Regions from separate parts of the Homo sapiens genome. Here region 2 is linked to region 1. The links are chromatin contacts, found by Hi-C or POLR2A ChIA-PET in ENCODE. All regions are on one chromosome and are shown on one strand. The core of a region is the stretch at or near the end of the contact, and the rest is flanking DNA. Distances in the headings are between cores, read along the strand shown.

Region 1 (3,529 bases), core at 430-2,929:
CCAGGCTGATCTCAAACTCCTGGGCTCAAGCAATCCTCCCATCTCAGCCTCTGGAATAGCTGGGATTACAGAGGCAAGCCGCTGCACTAGCTTAGTTTCTACAAACTTTTTAGACTGGTTTTCAAAGCCCTTGGAATGTATTTCAACTGATTGGTCCAACCTCCTTACTCTTCTTTTAGAACCCTATGCTCTAACTAAATTGTATCTTTATCTGACCAAATCTTACCTCAATGATTTTTGAAAATTACTTTCTCTAAGATGCCTTTTTTGAGTCTTCCAAAATCATGTGATCTCTCACTACTTTGTCTACAGCACTTTTAGTTCTATTGAGATATATCATATCCTACGATTTGTTACAGTCATTGTATATTTTTCTTATACAAAACAACAGAGATAATGCATATTAGACTGTATATTAATATGTATTGTATATTAAATGTATATTGATATGTATATTAGATATGTATACTTACCTATTGAATAACACTGTCTTTAACAATCATTGTAGGTTACAACCAGGCACTCCCTAAGAACTTGGAATTAAGAGAACAAATGTCTCCTGAGAACTAAGGGGCAAGATTAATGTATGTATAGTGGAAATGGGTGAGATGGGCAGTAATTGGAAGGGGAGAGGCTCCCAGTTCTCCCTTGCACAAGCTGCTCCCTCTGTCTGCAACCTCCATCCCCCTTAACCCCTTCAGGTCTCATGTCAGGGGTTGCATCTTGAGGGAAGCCTTCTCTGATCTCCCTGCTAGGTCAAATCCCCCATTATGACATCTAGACCTCTCCTTAGCACTTATCACATTATATTTAACATTGATATGTGCAATTAACTACTGTCTGCTTCCTTTACCAGACCATACGCTCCATGACTGAAGGAACTGGTACTGTTTTTATTTATCACTGTCATCTCAGTACCTAGCACAGTGCCTGGAATATAGTAGGTTCTAGAATTTCTGGAATGAATGAACGAATTAAAAAAGAAAATGTATATCTAGAGGAGGAAGGGTTGGTGAGCCATCGAGGCAAAAAATTAAAAAAAGCAAAAGCAAAGCTTCCAAGCACTCTTAAAGAGAAAAATAAGCTAAACTGTACTCTCTATTGAATTCTACAATTATATTTCCCATTTATACTACTTACACACACATGCACACGCATTTATTTATTTAGCCCTTTCCCATCAGTAATTATTACACTTCTGCCCCTTGTCAAATCACTCCATTCCCGCACAGCAATGGTGGGCAGGGCCTCCTTTTGCTTTTACTCATCTTTGTTTCCCCAGGAGTTTCTAATTTCCCTTAAATGATGTGTATCAGGATGGTTGCTCTGGACTTCCCACGACCCTCAACTCTTCTAAGAAAATGTGGCTTTGAATTCCCCATACAAAAATTATGTATTTTCCCCCGAAGAGTTATGTTTGTATGTGTAGAGCGCCCCCAAAGAGATAAATCTTGGCTTCAGCGAGTCACATTCCTGCCTTGTGGTTTCCATTTTCAGTCTGTCTGTGTCACAGCCCCGGACAGAAGCCACTGAGGGGAGAGGTGGACCTCCTCAATCTCCTGCTTCCTCAGTAAGAGTTTTCCTCTGGACAGTACTTAGGCATTTTCTCAGGCTCCCCGCCAGAGAGCGCCGCCAGGTCCTCGGAACCACCTCGCGCACTTTAGCTGGGCGCGCGACCCGCGCAACCAGTGAGAACCCCGCTCCCGCCCTAGGCTTTCTGTGGTGGAAAAAGCGCGCGCGCGGACGAGCAGGTTAGGCGATAGAGGTCACGTGGGCCAGCTGTGGCCAATGGGGAGCGCACATGGCGACGCGGCCGGCGGCGGCGCGCGCGTAGCTCGCCTCGGGCTCCTGGCGGGAGCGGGAGTTAGGGAGGCCGGGTTCCCGAATTACACACACCAGCGTTATTTATTCTATCAGTCTTTGGTTACTCTATCTGGCGTTCTCGACGCCGTAATAACAAGTTCGTGCCCCCTCACACCGCCCCCTCATTCCGCACATCCCTCATTTCTTCAGTGGTATCATAAAGATGAAGGGGAGAAACGCGCTGCTGCCTGAACAGAAAGGCAACCCAGGTGTCCTGGGCCAGAAGTGGGAGGACATGGGAGACAGCACTTTATTGGAAGATCCCTGGTTTCTAATTGTTTGGCAGGCGTTGAAAGCACATTGGTGGCCCACCAGACTACCAGTCACTAATGAGATTTGACATATAACTCGCGTATGGTAAAACGGGAGTTCTAGGCATGAAAACAAGCATGTACGTTAGCTAGTGGGTTGTTAACTCTAAATCAAGGGCAGCAGCGTTAGTAACTTCACCTGCCTCTTCTTTTGAAGTGAAACTGTAATTAGGAAAGCATTTGAGGCAAAAGTAGCAACGCCCACAGAACGCCTCGGAAGACAGCGATCAGCTTCACAAGGAATCTGAGGATCAGGAGGTAGAGTGTGAAAACATACTGGAAAGAGTTTACAATAAAACATAAAATCTTAGAATAGTGGCGACGATTGCACAACGTTGTGAGTATACTAAAACCCTCTGTCCGTACACTTTAAAAGGGTGAACTTTATGTTAAGTGAATTACGTCTCTTAAAAAAAATTACAAGTTCCTAGAAGGTGTTCATAGGTGACACAATCTCAGACTTTGGGGAATAATTGTTGTTGACAACGGAATTAACAAATGAAGATTCAGGCGGAGCGCGGTGGCTCACGCCTGTAATCCCAGCACTTTGGGAGACCGAGGCGGGCAGATCACGAGGTCAGGAGATCAAGACCATCCTGGCTAACACGGTGAAACCCCGTCTCTACTAAAAATACAAAAATGAGCCGGGCGTGGTGGCGGGCGCCTGTAGTCCCAGCTACTCGGGAGGCTGAGGCAGGAGAATGGCGTGAACCTGGGAGGCGGAGCTACAGTGAGCCGAGATCGCGCCACTGCACTCCAGCCTGGGTGACAGTGCGAGACTCCGTCTCAAAAAAACAAAAACAAATACAAAAACAGATGAAGATTCAAAATTTCAGTCAATTCAGTGCTTTCTAAAAAATGGATACCAGGCCGGTCGCGGTGGCTCACACCTGTAATCCCAGTACTTTGGGAGGCCGAGGCGGGCGGATGACTTGAGGTCAGGAGTCCAGCCTGGCCAACACGGTGAAACCCCCGGCTCTACTAAAAATACAAAAATTAGCCGGGCATGCAGTGAACCGAGACTGTACCACTGCACTCCAACCTGGGCGACAAAGTGAGACTCTATCTCAAAAAAAAAATCTGGTGTGGTGGCAAGCAACTATCAGGATGCTTGAAATTTCCCTTTCTCAAGTGGCATGTAATTCTTTTAAAATTAGATATTAGGTTGAAGTTAATGTTCATAATCCCTCTCAGGTATCTAGCATATTTTTTATCTAAAAGCCTAAAACCTCATAAATTTACCTAACACTGTCCTTTAATGCTCTTCAAAACATAAAACTTTAATTTTCCAGCATTCTGGGGCATTTAGGAATCACACATTTTTGCAAAGCAAAATTCCAAATGTATCTTTCCTT
Region 2 (3,529 bases), core at 573-3,072, 120 kb before region 1:
CCAGGGATCACATTACATTTTGTTGTCACGTCTCCTCAGTTTCCTCTTGCCTATAACAGTTTCTCAGACTTTTCTTATTCTTGTGTGTGTGTGTGTGTGAGAGAGAGAGAGAGAGAGAGAGAGAGAGAGAGAGAGACAGAGTCTTGCTGTGTCACCCAGGCTGGAGTGCAGTGGTGCAATCTTGGCTCACTGCAAGCTCCACCTCCCGGGTTCATGCCATTCTCCTGCCTCAGCCTCCCGAGTAGCTGGGGCTACAGGTGCATGCCACTACCCCCGGCTAATTTTTTGTATTTTTAGTAGAGATGGGGTTTCACCGTGTTAGCCAGGATGGTCTCAATCTCCTGACCTCATAATCCGCCCGCCTCGGCCTCCCAAAGTGCTGGGATTACAGAGACTTTTCTTATTCTTGATGACCTTGACAGAGTTGACTATCGGTCAGGTATTTTGTAGAACGTCCCTCAGTTGGGGTTTGTCTGATGTTTTTCTCAAGATTAAGCTGGGGTTTTGAGTTCTGGGGAGGAGACCACAGAGGTAAGGTGCTATTCACATCACGTTACCTCATGGGCACGTGCTGCCAACATGACGTATCCCTGCTGATGTTGACCATGACCGCCTGGCCGAGGTAGTGTCCATCGGGTTTCTCCATTGTGAAGTACTCTTTCTCCCTCTATCCTTACTGCAGTTTTTGGAAGAAAGTCACTGTGCACAGCTCATATTTAAGGAGTGAGAAGTTATGCTCCACTTCCTAAAGGGTCAAGCATCTACATAAATTACTAAGAATTCTTCTGCAGGGGAGCTTTCTCTCTTCTCCCTGATTTACTTACCTACGTAATATATGTTTATATCAGTATGGATTCATGGTTATGTTATACTTTGGGTTATTATTCAATACTACTTTATTGTGTTCTTCAAATTGTTCCAGCTTTGGCCATTGGGAGCCCTTTCAGTTGGCTCTTTCACACATTTTAAAAACTGAATTGTTTGTTTTCTTATTTAAGGGCTGTTATGTGGCCTAGATAAACGCCATCCCCCCGCCCCCCCACCCACCCACTATTTTTGAGACAGGTTCTCACTCTGTCACCCAAGCTGGAGCGTAGTGGCACGATCATGGCTCACTGAAGCTTCAGCTTCCCAGGCTCAGGCAACCCTTTCACCTTTCTCAATGAGTCTTACAGCCACAGTGACCTTCTCAGAACCAGCCTCAGCTGATTACCTCCCCTGCCTAAAAGTCATGCTACAATAATGCTTGCCATGAAAACTAAGGATCCTAGCTGCTGCCTACAGCCCTGACATGGTCCGGCCCCTGCCGCCTCCTCAGCCTCCTCCCCCAGCACAGTACCCCCGCCCCACACTGACCTTTCAGGCCCCCGACCACCTGGTGTGTCCTCAAACTTTGTGGCCTTTGTGTGTGCTGTTCCCTCTGCTGAAACACCCTCACCACCCCGCCCTGACCATCCTGGGCCACGTACCCTTCAGATCTCTACTCACTGCCAATCCCTCAGATGACCTGCCCTCTCTCACAGCACCACATTCCTCTCTTCCTGCACTTGCCTCAGTTGAAACTCTAGATAATTTGGGTGGGCAACGCCTGCTTCCCCACACTACACCGTAAGTGCCAGAAACCATCACGTTTGTTTTCACTCACTGTAAATTCAAGTAAGTACAGAAAGACCTTTGAAAAGCACTGTTCCTGTTTAGGAAAATAACTCAAGAAACCATTTTTGCAAAGGCCATGCTGCTGCCAGGGCTGAGTAACACCCCATGCTATTGTTTATCCTAGATGCTGTTTATCTTAATTCTTCCTCCAAGAGAGTGATTTTCCCCCGGGTGGAAGTGTACTGCCAGATAGAACTCGCCCTTGGCAATGAGTGCCCTGAACGCAGTCAACCAAGCCTTCGAGCACGGCAGGCCAGTCTGGAAGGAGCCACACAACCTCACAAGGAGTGGGTTCCCAAAGGGGATGGAAGGGGCAGCCATGGTCCGCCTGTGTCCCAACCTGTGCAGACACTTGAATTCACATGCGAGTCACCTGTTTCAGCACCAGTCTCTCCACTTGAGCAGCCACCTGCACAGCCACTGGCCTCTTCAACTCCACTTTCTCTAAGTGGCATGCCACCTGTATCATTCCCAGCTGTGCACAAGCCACCCAGCTCCACACCTGGTTCATCACTGCCCACCCCACCACCTGGACTGTCACCTCTGTCACCTCAGCAGCAGGTACAACCGTCTGGATCACCAGCCAGATCCCTACACTCTCAGGCACCCACTTCACCCAGGCCATCCCTGGGGCCTTCAACTGTGGGGGCACCTCAAACACTGCCCCGAAGTTCTCTTTCAGCCTTCCCTGCTCAGCCACCTGTGGAGGAACTAGGCCAAGAACAGCCCCAAGGTATGGACCCTTCTGGCTTGTTATGACTTTCTCATGCCTGGAGCCCCTTGGCAAGCGAGCAAGGACACCAGGGCTGATAACCGCTTCTTTAGGGGTGCGTGGCTGAAGTTAGCAGTGAGCTTTAGCATCTCTGTCCATTATGAGGACAGTCCGCCACAAGGGGGCAGTGTAATAGACATTGGTTCATTTCCCTTGGTGCAGTGCTTCTCAAAGTGCGATCCCCCTACCGGCAGCAAAAGCATCACCTGGGAACTTGCTAGAAATTACAGTTCTCAGGTCCTACTGCAGACCTACTAAATTACCAACTTTGGAGGTGCGGCCCAGCTGCCTTTTTTACAAGCCCTCCAGGTGATTTTTTGCCTGCTCACATTTGAGACCGCTGGGCCAGTAGATTTTTACTGTGAAACCTGCTGTGCTGGGCGTGCTACTCAAAGAGTGGTCCGCAGACCAACCCAGCCCTCAACTGTGTGTTACTAGCCCACCACGGAGGGTGTGCAGAAATTAAGAGTAATCATTTAGAAACGTTTATAGCACTAAGGTATTTCCACAACATCCCGGAGCTTGACCATTTTTTACTAATTCATTTGCATTGTATTTCACAAAATTACTAGTTTGTTATAGACTACAAAGAAATTTTTTTTTTTAGATGGAATCTCGCTCTGTCGCCCAGGCTAGAGTGCAGTGGCGTGATCTTGGCTCACTGCCAGTTCTGCCTCCCGGGTTCACGCCATTCTTCTGCCTCAGCCTCCCGAGTAGCTGGGACTACAGATGCCCGCCACCACGCCTGGCTAATTTTTTGTATTTTTAGTAAAGACAGGTTTCACTGTGTTAGCCAGGATGGTCTCAATCTCCTGACTTTGTGATCTGCCCGCCTTGGCCTCCCAAAGTGCTGGGACTACAGGCGTGAGCCACCGCGCCCAGCCAGAAATTTTTAAAAAACTGTTTCCTTACTACTACAGACGGTTTCAGAAGCACCACTATAGGGCCTGCAAAGATAAAACGTTCTCAATTCCTTACTCAGGAAATCTCCCTTTCAGCAGAGGAGATAACAGGGATACTAACCTCAAAAATACAATCAGGGACTGGGTGTGGTCACTCACACCTGTAATTCCAGCACTTTGGGAGGCCAAAGCGGGTGGA

Evidence for each region. A loop is a pair of places that touch in the nucleus more often than their neighbours do. ChIA-PET counts read pairs that join two places held with the same protein, here RNA polymerase II (POLR2A). Pooled maps may share reads with other maps.
Region 2: a pooled map shows a loop between it and region 1 (4-fold over the local background). The contact joins two enhancer-like sites. A Hi-C loop is called at or near these places in 6 of 50 pooled maps. POLR2A ChIA-PET finds 5 or more read pairs at or near these places in 5 of 52 experiments (AG04450, BJ, HEK293 and 2 more).

What each region holds. Positions count from the first base shown.
Region 1 is chr6:36,421,677-36,425,205 of GRCh38, forward strand. The region is part of intron 3 of PXT1 (peroxisomal testis enriched protein 1); the gene reads right to left. Among named protein-coding and RNA genes, the nearest start is that of PXT1, 19 kb to the right of the region's middle. Within about 2 kb of position 1,680, at least 30 of the 41 ENCODE cell types and tissues checked have a DNase peak (open chromatin) inside an H3K27ac peak, as active enhancers do.
Region 2 is chr6:36,300,081-36,303,609 of GRCh38, forward strand. It overlaps PNPLA1 (patatin like domain 1, omega-hydroxyceramide transacylase), which reads left to right. Exons shown (of 9, transcript NM_001374623.1): 6 at 1,781-2,389. Among named protein-coding and RNA genes, the nearest start is that of PNPLA1, 32 kb to the left of the region's middle. RefSeq lists an enhancer at 2,060-2,560 and a silencer at 2,429-2,478. Within about 2 kb of position 1,823, at least 4 of the 41 ENCODE cell types and tissues checked have a DNase peak (open chromatin) inside an H3K27ac peak, as active enhancers do.